Regions from separate parts of the Homo sapiens genome. Here region 2 is linked to region 1. Evidence: chromatin loops called from intact Hi-C (ENCODE). Cell type or tissue: B cell. All regions are shown on one strand. Links, peaks and the distances in the headings refer to the core of each region. The heading gives the core; the rest is flanking DNA. Region 1 overlaps DTL (denticleless E3 ubiquitin protein ligase adapter). Region 2 overlaps PPP2R5A (protein phosphatase 2 regulatory subunit B'alpha).

The links. Hi-C counts contacts between places; a loop is a spot of excess contacts. Peaks named below come from ENCODE experiments on the same cell type or tissue, not always from the same donor. Only the 100,000 strongest peaks of a DNase experiment are listed, where the experiment ranks them.
Region 2: it touches region 1 in a loop (14-fold over the local background); 93 of 110 quality-filtered maps call a loop at or near these places.

The regions. Positions count from the first base shown.
Region 1 is chr1:212,058,718-212,067,063 of GRCh38, reverse strand. DTL (denticleless E3 ubiquitin protein ligase adapter) reads right to left here. Exons shown (of 15, transcript NM_016448.4): 6 at 4,115-4,180; 7 at 2,035-2,147; 8 at 179-252. Among named protein-coding and RNA genes, the nearest start is that of MIR3122, 15 kb to the left of the region's middle. In B cell, for the core only: CTCF peaks have their summits at 3,809 and 4,012 (motif pointing left); a DNase peak (open chromatin) is centred at 4,003.
Region 2 is chr1:212,288,317-212,296,662 of GRCh38, reverse strand. All of the region lies in intron 1 of PPP2R5A (protein phosphatase 2 regulatory subunit B'alpha), which reads right to left. Among named protein-coding and RNA genes, the nearest start is that of PPP2R5A, 7.1 kb to the right of the region's middle. In B cell, for the core only: CTCF peaks have their summits at 4,763 and 4,966; a DNase peak (open chromatin) is centred at 4,992; H3K4me3 peaks cover 465 bases; H3K27ac peaks cover 765 bases.

The DNA.
Region 1 (8,346 bases), core at 98-8,097:
CAAGAGTCCTTCAACTAGGTATTTTCCAATGTGATCTATAGCTCCTTTCCTCAGTTGGGGTACTTGCTATGTTGACAGTTGAAAGCACACACATTCAATTATAATGAGACTATGTGACTGCCTCATCACAATCTCATAAAAAAGATCTCGTCGGAAGAAAAAAGAAATAGACTCTTACCCATCCACAGCTCCTGCTGAGACTAAGGTATTCTCGTCTTGAAAGAGGACCACAGTAACACTTTGCTGGAAATCCTGATAGCACAAGAAAAGAAGAAGATTCTATCTTGGGCATCATAATCTTTACCATCAAGGGAACAAGGTGCTAAAAAACGACTTTTCTCCCCAGACTGACTTAGATGAAGTCTTGTCTAATGATCTCGATCAGATATATATGCTGACCAAGAGGTAATTTTAGCAAGGATCATTAAGTTTTAGTATACAGTGTTAATATTTCAACTTATACTCAAAAAACAAACTGGTGACTAAAAGATTTTGCTCGTCTGAGCCTACTGCATCTACTTAGACTCAGCCCTACTAATATGCTGTGTGTATCCTTAGGAAACTTATTTAACTTTCTTGTGCCAGTTTAATCTCTAAAATGTTGCTGTCTACCTAGATTATCATATAGGAGTATCAAAAGAATTATGAATAAAAGATTATTTCATGCCCTGAAAAAGAGGCCCAGTGGAGTCGTACCTCCTAATTGCTATTACTTAACAAGTTATCTTGGCTCAGAACCAGATTAAATGTCTGAAATGCTACTCGTTTTAACTTCATATGGCCTCTACTATCTGCTTCCATTCATGCTTGTGTCCTGTTCACGGTGTATAGTTTTAAGTCTTAATGTCTTAGCAGTCATACTTCCCCCAAAATATTAACTTGTACCCTACACACCAGGAATATGAAAAAAAAATTACATTAAAGTGAGAAAAAGGGCAATTTTTTAAAGAAAAAGGATATATTATGGGCATTGTTTGAGCTCTGACTGTAAGTTATTAGAGTGGTACTATGTTCTACCCATGTGTTTCTCAATATATTTAACAATATTTTGTCAAATGCTTAAAAATAAGCTGGCCAGGCGTGGTGGCTCACATCGGTAATCCCAGCACTTTGGGAGGCTCACGAGGTCAGGAGATTGAGGCTATCCTGGCTAACACGGTGAAACCCCGTCTCTACTAAAAAAACAAAAAATTAGCTGGGCGTGGTGGTGGGCACCTGTAGTCCCAGCTACTTGGGAGGCTGAGGCAGGAGAATGGTGTGAACCTGGGAGGCGGTGCTTGCAGTGAGCCAAGATTGCGCCACTGCACTCCAGCCTGGGTGACAGAGCGAGACTCTGTCTCAAAACAAAAAACATATTTTTCTGTAGTTTGTATTACGAAAACAACAGGTATTCTTTCCCCTTAGAAAACTGCATCACAGTACTTAATATGCTTCTTCAAACTACTCCTCCCCCACTTTTCCTAATGAATTCCACTATACTATAGGGGTGTGTTTGTGTGTGTGTGTTTGTGTCTGTGTGTGTAGAGAGATTTTTAGGGATGAGTAAGGTGAATTTTCAACATGTGCCTCAGGCAACTCTGATGCACACAGTATTTGAAGTGATGGCTATCTCAATTACCCTGATTTGATCATTATACATAGTGTACCCCCCAAAATATGTAAAATTATGTTATCAATTTTTTAAAATGTAGATATTGAAATTGTAAAAAAAAAAACCACTTTCTGCTTAATGGCATGAGACAACATCTTATGTTTAATTCAATCTAATTCTTTAAAACCAAAATAAATTTAAAGATATTTATCAACGAGGCTACATATATTTTAATTCCATCAATAATATAGGTAAATGGCATTATAATTCAGAAGAACCAAAAATTAAAATTTGAGAACCACAAATGTAGGTACTGAATAAGCAATAAACCACTGATATCAAATGAGAATCATGAAGATTCTCATTCACTTAATCAATAGCCTCCCATTTATTCTATCCTACAGATAAGATCTGCACACATGTATACATCTGTAAAACCTTACCACAGAAGGAGCAAGTCCTTTTGAATTCTGTTTCTTCTTGGGTTTTGAAGGGGTTTGCTTGTCTGAGGTATTGTGAGCTCCACTGATTTGATTCACTTGCCTATAAAACCCATCTGAAAGATATTCCAAGGAAATTTAGGTTTCAGGATTCTTACATGCTGAATATAACATGTGTAAATAAAACTTCAATATTAAGTAATTTTTGACCAAGTTGGTGAAATTAGAAGCCAGCAGAGCCAGCTGCACTACATCTCCTGTGGTGAGACTATAATGTATAAAAAGGGAGAGATGTTTATAACAGCTTTAATAATTGCCAAAACTTGGAAACAACCAAGATGTCCTTCAGTAGGTGAATGGATAAACTTTGGTTCATCCAGACAATGGAATATTATTCAGCACTGGAAAGAAATGAGCTTGATAAAGCCATAAAATGACATGGAGGAAATGTGACTGGGGGAAGTAATAAGATCAGTGGTTGCCAGGGCTTAGAGGGAGGTAGGGATGAATAACTGGAGCACAGAGGATTTCTAGAGTAGTGAAACTATTGTGTATGATGCTACAATGGTGGACGCACGTCATTACACATTTGTCAATATCCACAGAATGTGTAATACTAAGAATATATAACACTGATGTAAATTATAAACTCTGAGTGACAGCATGTGTTGACATAGGTTAACTGATTATAACAAATGTACCACTCAGGCACAGGATGTTGTCAGTGGGGAAGTCTGTGTGTGGGCAGGGCAGGGGCTATATGGGAACTCTCTGTACTTTCTGCTCAGTTTTGCTGTGAACCTAAAACTGCTCTACAAAATAAGGTTTATTAAAATTTTTCTAAATAATTTTATTATTTATTTCAAAATAGCTAGAAGAATGGGAGGCTGAGGCAGGCAGATTGCCTGAGGTCAGGAGTTCCAGATCAGCCTGGCCAACATGGTGAAATCCTGTCTGTACTAAAAATACATAACTAGCTGGGAGTGGTGGCATGCACCTGTAATCCCAGCTACTTGAGAGGCTGAGGTAGGAGAATTACTTGAACCCAGGAGGCGGAGGTTGCAGCGAGATGAGATCACGCCACTGCACTCCAGCCTGGGTGACAGAGTGAGACTCCGTCTCCAAAAAAAAAAAAAACAAGAAACAAAAAACCAGAAGAGAAGAATTGTAATGTTCCCAACACAAAGAAAAGATAAATGTTTGAGGTGATGGATATCCCAATTATCCTGATTTGATCATTTCATGTTCTATATATGTATCAAGATATCACATATACCCCTGAAAATATGTAGAACTATGTTACCAATTTTTTAAAATGCAGACACAAAAAAAAATTTTAATAAATTAACTAAAAGTGAACAGTGAGATAATCATCGTCTGCTTAATAGCATCATGAGACAACCATGAGCTTATGTTTAATTCAATCTAATTCTTTAAAATCAGGCTGGGCCTGGTGACTCACGCCTGTAATTTCAGCACTTTGGGAGGCCAGGGTGGGCAGATCACTTGAGGTCAGGAGTTTGAGACCAGCCTGGCCAACATAGTGAAACCCCATTTCTATTAAAAAAATACAAAAATTAGCCAGGCATGGTGGCGGGTGGCTGTAATCCCAGCTACTCAGGAGGCTGAGCTAGAGGAATTGCTGGAACCCAGCGGGTGGGGAGTGCAGTGAGCCAAGTTCACGCCACTGCACTCCAGCCTGGGTGACAGAGACTCCATCTCAAAAAAAAAAAAAATAATAATAATAAAATAAAAAAAATTCTTAAAAACCAAAATAAAGACATTTACCAGTGAGGCTGCGTATTAATATTTTTAAGTCCATCAATAATGTGGGTAAATGGCATTATAATTCAGAAGACAATATGAGATAAATACATGAGTGTAATACTTGTAACAGTGACACTCATGTATTTATCACTCAGGACACTCAGTGAAGATCCTGAGATCTGGAACAGTGAGCAGAAATGGGAAATTATGAGTACATGCCCCCTGGTGGTAATCAGATGAAATCACTAACTCTTTCACTCAAAATTAAGTACAGGGTAATCCCAAATCTCTCAAAATTAAAATAGATCTAGATAACCTTTTTTGTTGCACCTGGTATCCCAGACCATAATGTTGCCATCTCTTCCACCCGTACAGAATACAGCTGTGGGGAAATAAACAGATTATTAAGAGGTTAACAAAACCAGTCAATGACACATATATTTCAGTTTACATTTTGTAGACTATCTATTATGTGCTAGGTACTGTATCTGTCACTGGAGATCAAACATTTAAAAATATATGGCTCAATAACAAATAGGAAAAAGGATTATGAAGAGCTTGAGATGCTAATGTTGAACCAAAACTTCATAGAATCACCCCTCTGTAAATTTTTTAAAACCCATATAAAATATATAGTACAGTTGTAATAAGAATAACAATCAAGAGTCAAAATACAGAGTGCTTCTTATTCTAAATGTTAGCTACTATCCCGCGTGTTTTATAAAAATTATCTCAATCCTTGCTATCAACCTTATTAGGTAAGTACCAAGAGAGGCACAGAGAGGATAAGTAACTTGTAAAGGTATTCCTGGCAGTATGAATCCAGAGCTTACACTCCAAACCTCTAAACTGTATTGGCTCAGTATAAAAATATGGACCAGATCCATATGAAGTTTGTTAAAGAGGTTGCCTGGGATGCAATGGGATTGGAAAAGGCACTATAGGAGAACTTCAATTTATCTGTAATGTTTTATTCTTTAAAATTAAGCCAGAAAAAAACCCTGCTTCCTGTGTGAAAGAGTGAGCACTTAAACTAATCCACTTGCATTAGTTGTACATGGGATAAAACACAAAAACAGCTACCTGAGGGCTCTGTGGAAACTGAATGAAAACATGCAATTTTTCTTACTGATACATAGTATTTTACATATTTATGGGGTATATGTGATATTTTGATGCCTGCATAGAATGTGTTATGATCAAGTCAGGGTATCTGGGGTATCCATCACCTTGTATTCATCATTTCTATGTGCTGGGAACATTTTAAGTTCTCTCTTCTAGCTGCTTGAAATATACAATAATTTGTAAGGTGACAATAGTCAGGTATCGAACAATGGAACTTACACCTTCTATCTAACTTTATGCTTGTATCCATCAAGCAACCTTTCTTCATTCCCCCCTCACACCCACTCACTTTCCAGCCTCTGGTTATTTATCATTCTACTCTCTACCTCCATGATACTGTTTTAGCACCCACATATAAATGGGAACATGTGAAATTTATCTTTTGTGCCTGGCTTGTTTAACATAATGTTGATGTGAATGACATTTCCTTATGGCCAAATAGTATTCAATTGTGTATATACTACATTTTTAAAAACTCTATTTGTTCGTTAATAGACAGGTTGATTCCATATCTTGGCTATTGTGAATAGTGCTGCAACAATGTGACTGCAGTTATTCCTTTGATATACTGTTTGTCTTTGAATCAATACCCAATAATGAGACTGCTAGATCAATGGTAATTCTATTTGTTTTTTTTTTTTTGAGAAATCTTACTGTTTTCCATAGTGACTGGACTAATTTACATTTCCACCAACAGTGTACAAGAGTTCTCTTTTCTCCACATCCTTGCCAGCATGTTTTGTTTAATAATAGCCATTCTAACTGGGTTAAGATGATATCTCACTGTGGTTATTAGTCATGTTGAGCAGTTTTTCACATACCTGTTGGCCATTTGTATGTCTTCTTTCGCGAAATGTCTATTCATGGTCTTTGCCTACTTTTTTTTTTTTTTTGAGACAGGATCTCACTCTATCACTCAGGCTGGAGTACAGCGATGTAATCACCGCTCAGGGCTCAGTGATCCTCTCATCTCAGCCCCACCAAGTAGCTGGGACTACAGTAGTACACCACCATGCCCAGTTAATTTTTTTGTATTTCTTTGTAGAGACAGTTTTGGCACATTGCCCAGTCTGTGTTTGCCTACTTTTTAATATTTTGTCTTTTCTACTGTTGAGTTGTTCGAGTTCCTTGTATACATTCTACATATTATTCCCTTATCAGATAAATAGTTTGCAAATACTTCCCATTCAAAAAGTTTTGGCATGCAGAAGCTTTTTAGTTTAGTATAGTCTAGTTTATCTATTTGTTCTTGTTGTCTGTGCTTTTGAGTTCTTGGCCAGCCATAAAATCTTTGCCTAAACCAATATCCTGAAGTGTTTTCCCTATGTTTTCTTCTAGTAGTTCTATTGTTTCAGGTCTTACATTTAAGTCTTTATACTCCATCTTGATTTTTTTTTTTTTTTTTTGAGACTGAGTCTCACTGTGTCAACCAGGGTGGAGTGCAGTGGTGCTATCTTGGCTCATTGCAATTTCTGCCTCCTGTGCTCAAGCGATTCTCATGCCTCAGCCTTCCAAGCAGCTGGGACTACAGGCGCGCCTACCACGTCAAGCTAATTTTTTGTATTTTAGTAGAGGTGGGGTTTTGCCATGTTGCCCAGGCTGGTCTTGAACTCCTGAGCTCAGGCAATCCACCTGCCTTGGCCTCCCAAAGTGCTAGGATTACAGGCATGAGCCCCATGTCTGGCCTATCTTGATTTTCTTTAATATAGTGAGATAGAGGTACAGTTTCATTCTTCTGCATGTGGATACCCAGTTTTCCCAGCACCGTTTATTGTAGGTTCTTGGCACCTTTATTGAAAATCAATTGGCTGTAAATATATGGATTTATTTCTGAATTCTCTATTCTGTTCCATTGGTCTCTGTGTCTGTTTTTATGCCATGCTGTTTTAGTTATTATATTAGCTATATTCTTTTTGCTTAGGATTGCTTTGGCATTTGGGTTCTTTTTGGCTCCACATAAATTTTAAGATTGTTCTTTCTACTTCTGTGAAAAATGATGTTGGTATTTTGATGGGGATTGCACTGAATCTGTAGATTGCTTGGGGTAGTATGGCCATTTTAAAAATAATAATTTTTTCCCATCCATGAGCATGAGGTCTCTTTCCATTTGTCTCCTCTTCAATTTCTTTGATCGGTTTCATACTTTTCCTTATAGAGGTCTTTCACCTCTTTGGCTAAATTTATTCCTAAGTGTTTTATTTTTTTGTAGCTATTGTAAATGGGATTGCCTTCCTGATTTCTCTCTCAGCTAATTCATTATTGATGTATAGAAATGCTATTTTTTTTGTATGTTGATTTTGTATTCTGCAACTTTTAATGAATTTATCAGATCTGAGGTTTTTTTTTTTTTTTTTTTTTTTTGTAGAGTCTTTAAGTTTTTCTAGATATAAGATCATAACATCAGCCAAGGAAAATACAACTTCTTTTCCAGTTTGGATACTTTTTACTTCTTTCTCTGGCCTGATTGCTCTGGGTAGAACTTCCAGTACCATGTTGAATAGGAGTGGTGAAAAGCGTGCGTCCTTGTCTTGTTCCAGTTCTCAAGGGAAAGGCTTCCAGCTTTTTTCGATTCAGTGTGGTGTTAACTGTGAGTCTGTCATATACAGCCTTTTTATGTTGAGATATGTTCCTTCCATGCCTAGTTGGTTGAGTTTTTTAATTCGGAGGAGATGCTGAATTTTATCGAATTATTTTTCTCTATCTACTAAAATGATCATATGGTTTTTGTCCTTCATTCTGTTGATGACGTATGTATCATGTTTATTGATTTGTCTATATTGAGCTATTCTTGCATTCCTGGGATAAATCCCACTTGATCATGGTGTATTTTTTTTTTTTAATGTGCTGTTGAATTCAGTTTGCTAGTATTCTGTTGAGGATTTTTGCATCTATGTCCGTATGTTCTGTAGTTTTTTTGTGTGTGTCCTTGTGCTTGTCTGGTTTTGGTATCAGAATAATGCTGGCCTTGTAGAATGAGTTAGGGAGAATTCCCATCCTTTTCAATTTTTGGAATAGTTTGAGAACTGGTGTTAGTTCTTTAAAAGTTTGGTAGAATTCAGCAGTGAAGCCATCTGGTCCTGAACTTTTCTTTGTTGGAAGACTTTTTATTATTGCTTTGATCTTGTTACTATTGATTTGATCAGGTTTCCTAGTTCTTTCTGATTCAGTCTTGGTAGGTTGCATGTGTCCTGTAATCTATCCATTTCCTCTAGGTTTTCTAGTTAGTGTATAGTTGTACACAATAGTTTCTGATGATCTTTTGTATTTCTGTATTATCAGTTGCAATGTTTCCTTTTTCATTTCTGATTTTATTTAAGACCATCTTTCTTTTTTTTCGTGGTTAGTCTAGCAAGTACCTTATTGATTTTGTTTATCTTTTCCAAAAACCAACCTTTTGTTTTGTTGACCCTTTTTCTTGTTTTT
Region 2 (8,346 bases), core at 235-8,234, 230 kb before region 1:
AGTCTAAAGACAAAAAGCAGGCACTTTAACCTTATTCAGGCAACTTGTCCCGGCATATTTTGTGCTCTCCTTCATGCACATAACAATGACATCTTATCATGCAGTGTACACAGAAGATGTTCTATAGAGTAGGGAATAGATAATCCCAATTTGGCCAGGAGACTAAGTGGCCAGCAACCCAAACTATCAATGTCTTCTTATAAGCAAATCTGAAAGTCTTGGCAGGCCAGTAAAGGTTAATGTAAAGAATACAGTTAATGTTTAGAAGACATTAGTAAAGAATATAGTTAATGTATAGAAATTAACAAATGGGCACTCTTTGATTCACATATGCAGTGATCTATTTGATATTTATAACTGGGTTTCTAAATGGCATCTCAAATTTAAAATTTCCAAAATACAACTCTGGATTTTCCCTCTATACCTGATTCCCCCTCCAGTGTACTCCTTTCTCGGTGGTGGGACACATTCCTATCCACCCAGGTGTCCAAGCTAAAGCACGTGAGAGTCATCCTTGACTCCTACACCTCTGCCTTTCCATCTCCTCCCAAACAATTCATTAACAAGGTCCTATCTAAGATATATCTCAAATGCATCTTCTTCTCTCCATCTTGGGCTACTACCCAGGCCCAAGTCACATAAAGTCTTACCTGGCTTATTAATCTCCTAACTTGTCCTCCTAAAAATCTTCTTCTGCTACAATGCATTCTCTACCCAGTAGCTATAGTAATTTTTAACTGCCAAACTTTCTGAAAGAGTTGTCCATACTTACTCACTCAGCTTTTACAATTTCTACTCATTATCCACCTTACACAAATCTCATTTCACATTATCAGTCCTCCAAACGCCTCTCAAGTCACCAATGTTGCCTAAAGACTAACCCACGGAAACTTTTCAGTTCTTACTTGACTTGTCCACAGTTATCCACTGTTACTACTTTCCCCACCCATCCCCCAGTTTTTAAAGACTCTCTTCCCCTGACAGCCTTGTCTCCACTCTCTCCTGTCTTCTTTGGCCTCCACTCCAGCTGTCTCTCTTGGCTCTTGGTTGTACCTTTTTCCCTTACCCATTATCTCAATGTTGGTATTCCTTGGAGTCTTCTCATTCTATCCATTTTCAGTGGGCAGTTGCTTCTACTTCCATTGCTCCAAATGCCACATGTAAGCCAAAGACTCTCAAATTATCTCTAGCACATTGCTCCATATCCAAATAATCCGCCTTCCTACTAGGCAGCTTCACTTCAATTTCCCATGGACACTTCGACCTGTCCAACAAAGAACCATTATCTTCTCCTCCCAAATCTAATGTCTTTTTTCCCTTTCAATAAACTGCTATCATACATCCAGTTGCCCAAGTTAGAAATGTATCATCGTTGATTGTTCCCTCTCACCAGATTTTGCCTATGATACCACCCCATCCCCACTTGGACAAGCACCTTTATCTCTTGTCTGGATTACTGTGTCAGTATCCTCACTAGTGTTACTCACTCTGATTTCCCAATACGTTCTTCATGTTACTGGCAGGTATGAATGCAATAAATTGCCTACATCCATTCTTCAACATAGCAACAAGATTACGCACTAGACCCTAAATGCTGTTCCACTTCTCTAGTGATACAGAATATACCACAGAGATATAGAATGTAACCTATATTCTAGATCACAGCTATGTAAACTGCTGGTAATTCCCAAAATATGCTATGCTCAATTACCTTTGGGTCTCCATATATTGTCTTTTGGGTGGACCTCTTAGCCCATCTATCTTGGCCTAACACCTTCTGGCCTTTTAGATGGCAGTTTACCTGTCACTTTCTCCAGGAAACTTTCCCTGATCACTCCCCTCCCCTACTAAAACGGGATTGAGTCCTTCACATACTCCCTTAACATTTTAGAGCTTATTCTTATCATGACACTGAACACATTAATTGCAACTGCCTGCTTACAAGTCTGTATTCACCAACTATAAACTCCTAAAGACATTAAATTTAAAAGAAAAAGCATTCATTGTTTTCACTTTACTAAGTTTTAATCTCTGCAGCGGTTCACCAAAATTTTATGCACTATGGAAAACCAAAGAAAGGAAAAGATTTCTGTACTAGATTTTTGAAAATAAAGTGTGTGTCTAATTTCACAGCAAACAAAATATTTTGCCACTGACCAATTTAAAGAAGAATGGTAGGGCACGTTTTTGTTGTTGTTTTTGTTTGTTTTAATAAAATTAGAAACATTCCTACAGAAGTTATGTCTTATTTTACTTTTAACTTCAATAGATATTTTTCTTCAGAAAAGCCTGTCTGAAAAGTTGTTTTAAAAATCTACCCAGTTTTGCTAATTAAAATTCAGGAGTTATAACAAAAACTGTCTCACCTTTTTCCCTTTTTCACTTTTATCAATTTAGAGGCAGGGGATTAACAATGAGTTCAAATAACCATTGACTTATGGTAATAGCTGTAATTATGGAATATCCTTGATACAATGTGAAACAAAGGCAAAACCAATTAGACAAAATATACAATTTTTTAAAATCTGCGTTCTGCTGAAAAAAAATATACAATTTTAGATTTGATACTACTGAACTGCAAGTTCTAAGCCATTTAAAAATTCTTGTTTCAGGTATTCAACCTCTTTTAGCTATTATCTAAATGGTTTATTCATTAACTAAGCAAAACCTGAGAGAATAAGGGTTTTAAAACCCTGTACTTTCCTCCCTACCTTAAAGAAAACTTCTCTGATGAAATGGCAAGATATTTATTAGAATAACAAGAGTGAAATCAATTCCCAACAGAGGCTAAACCAGAATGACTTCTGAGATCCCATTCAGCACTGGAAAGCTCAACTAGATATAACATCACAGTAAGGTTATATAGTAGCGGCAATTAGCATCACCATTCCAGTAGGAGGAGTGTGTTTCCAAGAAATCCCTTGTCTTCAGTATCCAAGTTAGACTACCCCCACCAAAAAAAAAAAAATTCCAGTATGTTTCTTCAGCAAACCCAATCAAAATTACAGGATTTCTAAAATTCTTCATTACTTACTTAAAAGTCCCACATAAATAAAATCCTTCAGGTAACAGTTCAAAAAGACAGATATAAAAACTAGGCTTGAAACTGCTTATTAGTCAACATCCTGCTCAGAGAAGTAGAGTTTATTTTGCATAATCCCAGTCTGTCATACAAAACTCTTTCAGCAAAGCATTTAGATTCCTTGTTACATAATAATACACTAAAAGTATTATATATTTCAAATCTGTTCCTTTTACCTCCTTCAAGGACATCCTTATAAAGAAAGATTGCATCTTAAACTTAGAAATTACTGCAAACAAATTGTTTCAGTTATTTTATACACACATGTCCATGTCTAGGAGTCAACCCAGTATTACTTTTCCTCACAAATCTTATACAATAACTTTCATAGCAACAAATCAATCAATAATGTTACATGTCACTCATACTGGTCATTGGCAAAATACAAATAATCTTTTGTTTTAAACCTACATTTACTATTTACTACCAAGATATTAAGGACCCAGAATTCATTTACTTTAAATCAAGCTTGTCCAACCCACCTTATTTTGTTGTTGTTGTTCTGTTTCGTTTTGTTTTAGGCTTTTAGCATCCTGAAGCCATGGTTTTTAGTTTCTGTCTCTAGTGATAAGCAGAAAAGAAGGACGAGGAAGGGGCTTTACTGGCACAACCAAAAACAGAAACTAAGAACCCATGATTGTATTCTCTCCCTTGGATTCCCCTGTTTTAAATAATCCTGAACCAGTTTTAGGCATAAATATATTAAAACCAAAAAACTGGGTGAGGCAGTGATTCACATCTGTAATCCCAGCTTTTGGGAAGCCAAAGACGGAGGATCACATGAGGCCAGGAGTTCAAGACCAGCCAGGACAACATAGCGAGAACTTGTCTGTACAAGAATAAAAATAAAAAACTTAGCTGGGTGTGGCAGCACACACCTGTAGTCCTAGCTACTTGGGACAATTGCCTGAGCCCAGAAGTTTGAGGCTGCAGTAAGTTACAATTGTGCCACTACACTCCAGCCTGGGTGATAGAGCAAGACCCTGTCTCAAAAAAATATGGAAAACCAAAAAACAAAACAGAAAAGAATCAACATCTGGTAGATAGCACCAAACATCACTAAAAGCAGCACAATCTAAAGGGGAAGGAGTGACTATAAGACAACCAACATATAATTTCTTCATCAAAACACTGACTCTGTCTCTATGACCACATTATGCACAAAATACTGTATTTGGTACCATAACAGGATTTGAAAAAACAGATAATGACTCTGCTTTCACAGAAAAATTCACCATCTCATTCTGGAGAGAGAGCATCACAACATAACAACTGAAAAGCCACCCAAACAACAAATCAACTAACAGAAGTATTATTCAAACCAGTTACCAGAAAAGACAAAGACAAAATAGGAATATGGAATATAAGCAGCCCTGAGTTCTCACTGCCCTGCCTTCGATAAAAAGTTGTGGTCAAGATTAAGTTAGATGATAGACACGAAAACACTCTGGAGAAAAACATTTCTTAATGTGAAATAAAAATAAGGCATGACCAAAAACGCAGTAAAGTTCAAGAATAGTTCCTTTGTTCAATATCTTGTATTTAACATATACAATGGTAGTATCAGGCCTAGATCTTCAAGAAACAGAACAGTGTTGTGAGCATACAGAGGAAACTAGTTTTACATCCCAAAGTGGTTGAAATCATTACTTATTATCCTGAATGATGGGATTAAAATTAGGCAAACCTCTATCACATGTTCTCGATTTTACCTGCCAGCTCCAAAAATCACAGAGAAAAGAAAACTGACCACCCTACATCAAATAATAGTTGGGCTTTAATTATGGTAATGACAATAAACCAGTAGAATCATCCCATCATACCTAAACTCCAGAATCTAATGGCAGTATCTCCCCTTCAGGAAAGCAGCTAATAAGCTATAGGGGGCAGCAAAGTTAAGAGAGTGAAATGTAAATAGCAGGAGGTGAAGCCAGGGCAGGAAATGTTAATAGGCTGGGTAATGAACCATGAGTATCAGAGAGAAAAGGACGAAGTCTCAATTAATGAATTAAATCAATAGACAGACAATGCTAACCCGGTGATTCTCAATCCTGGCTGCGCGTTAGAATCACCCTGGGAGCTTTTAAAAATACTGTAAGTGGATTTTACCTTAGGCCAATTAATTTACAATCTCTTAGGGATGTGCCCAGGTATTGATTTTTTGTTTTGTTTTGTTTTGTTTTAAACTCTCCAGGTATAGGCCGGGTGCAGTGGCTCACGCCTGTAATCCCATAACTTTGGGAGGCCAAGGCAGGCAGAACACCTGGGGTCAGGAGTTCAAAACCAGCCTGACCAGCCATGGCAAAACCCCTATCTCTCCTAAAAATACAAAAATTAGCTTGGCATGGTGGTGCATGCAAGAGAATCGCTTGAACCTGGGAGGCAGAGGTGGCAGTGAGCCGAGAGATCGTGCCACTGCACTCTAGCCTGGGGACACAGCGAGACTCAGTCTGAAAAAAAATAAAATAAAATAAAATAAATGACCTCTCCAAGTATAGCCAGGATTGGGAACCACAGTGCTAAACACATAAAAACAAACTAGTCTTTATCCCCAGCTTTTTACAAAAATCTAACTTTTAAAAATGAAACACAAAAATCTAAATGTGTTATTTCTGTTAGTAAACCTGTCTTTGAAATCCAAGGCAGCAATAACTCCTTAAAGACTAATTCATCTTTGTTATTTTATCAAGAGAAAAATGTTATTCTTGCAGGTGAAAATGGCTAAACTGAAGTTGAAAGGAATGAGTCATCACTGATGCAGGAAGACAATTTAAATCTACTGTTTACATGACAGTAACATACTACAATGGTTGCATTATTTTACCAAATACATTTTATTGGATTAGCACTTTATTCAGTTAGACACTTCATAAAATAATCCACAATTAACAATCAGATAAGGTAATAAAATGGAGAGGAGGAAGAGATGATCCTAAACAGGAATTCTAAAGATGTTAAAATGGGTTTAAATAGAAAAGTTTTTCCTTTATGTGAGGACTAGCAGTGAACACTTTATTTAGCAATTTCTCTTAAGAATATCCTAAAAATGTTTTAAATTTTTTAAAAATAAATCTTCCAGAAGAGATATCTCAGAAAATAGTCCTAAAATGACTAAAATGTTATTTCCTTTTGTAAACAATTTTCTTAACATCTTCAGATGAATTTGAACTCTCCTCTAGTGCCATCCCAACTGTGTTTAGATGGAATGATAGTAACTTTGAGAAGATCTATAAACCTTAAAAGTTGAGTGAGTAGTACGGTTTTCTCTCCACAAAAAGGTTTAGCTATAGAACTTAAGATAATGTCAGTGTTCTTGTTCCACAATTACCTTAGATCACCTACTTTAGAAAACACACACATTTTTCCCCCTAAAGGTAAGGAAGCACTGCAATCAACACCACTATTACTGGCCTCAATACCTCTAGTGGGACACAGTTGCTAAGAATGGACCAACAAAGAATCTTGAGTGCTACTTGGGAAAGTTTTACCTCTTCTGAAGGGGACTTCAATCTCAAAGCCAGTTTCAGCCTATCTTGCTATTTATTTCCCGGCTGTCTCCTAAGATGACTGCACATCTATATAATTCTACTGGTTAGGTTGATTTCTTCGCTTGGTAAAAAAATCTTATCACAGCTTTTAATGTTTTAAAGAGTCTGACTTAATCCTATTTCCATTTCTACACTCGTGCTGAAAGATGTTGCAGCTGCACTTCAGATCACATAAATCATATCTGAAAACTGATTATAAATAAAATCACTTTAAATACACTAGGAAAGTTTACCATTTAAGTAAGTAATCCTATTAATAATCCTTCATTTAAAAATATTTTTAATCTGGATTTTCAAATATTTAAGAGAATGGGAACTAACATTCTTTGCCTATTTTTAGGCACTTAAATTATTCCCCTTAATCCCCACAGGCCTGGGGAGATTTGTATTATCCCCATTTTACAGATAAGGAAAACGACTTAGAAAGATTAAAAATTTACCTTTGACCCAGGACTAACCCCAGAGACCCAACTCTATCACACTGCTTCAAATTTACATAAAACAGTTAACAGCACAAATACTGAAATCATTTGACCTAGGTCCCAGTGTCAGCTGCAACATCATCCAGATAAGTAATCACAGGCCAGAAACTATTCTTTTTAGGCCTCAACTTTCTCATCAATAAAATGGGAATACTGACCTTGCAAAAAGTTCAGGGATGACCCAATGAATAGGATGTTTGTAAAAATACAATGAGCCATGGATTATCAAACAACAGTATTACCCTTACTTACTAGGTGTGAAAAAGCAGGAGATACACAGGGATTAAGGGTTACATATCTTTGGATTGTTTCACTTGGTATGAACAATACTGTTTTATAATTTAAGAAAATTTTTAAGGTAAAATAATTTTAAAATGCTAAAATGTTATATAAATGTAAGGCATCAACTACTTTACCAAACCAAGCCTTCCAGAATCTTAAACAAAATAGGTTAGACTGAAAAGCCTTTTAACAAGGCTTGTTGTTTATTAAATACTTTCAATTATAAAACAATTTATTCTGAACATTTTTGCCATTAAAATCCCACAACCCACTTACTAAATTATTTTGCACAAATACTTCTTACAGGTGAAAAGGCTGGATTATTTTGTTAATCCTTACTATGGTTTGAGGAAAACTAGTTGGCACCTTTCCAGTTCAGATGCATGTGGTCAAAGTAACATAAGCAGGCTGGTATGAAACTTAAAAGATCTTGGAGTCCATGGATATCTGAATCACTCCACAGTAAGATGGTATTTCAGAGGAGGAAGAAAATTCTTTCTTTCATACACATACTAAAGGGCTTTCCATGTTTTTGTGAAGGCCACAAATGGAAAAAACTACCACTGGCAGAAAAAACACAACACTGTGGTATCAAGTACACTGCCAAAGTTCCAATTGAAGCAATTGAATGTTGGTGTTTTTTTTTTAAATCACTTGCAAGCATTTTGGCATCTGGAGTAAAAGAAGTTGTTCCTATTAGTTTGTAATCCAAGTAAGGGTCTTATTTCCTCAATTAAATTTGCATAAATTTATCCTGAATACATAATTTTCCTTATGATGAATACTGTATTTTCATGCAAATATCTACAATTAATGTAAAGTTCCAATTTACTTTCTTCTTTACTAGTGACCAAATACTATATGGCACCTTCAACTTGTTGAACCCTACATCATATAACTTAGATGATTACTGACTCTATGCATATTTTTCCAAGCTTTTAAAAGCAAAATG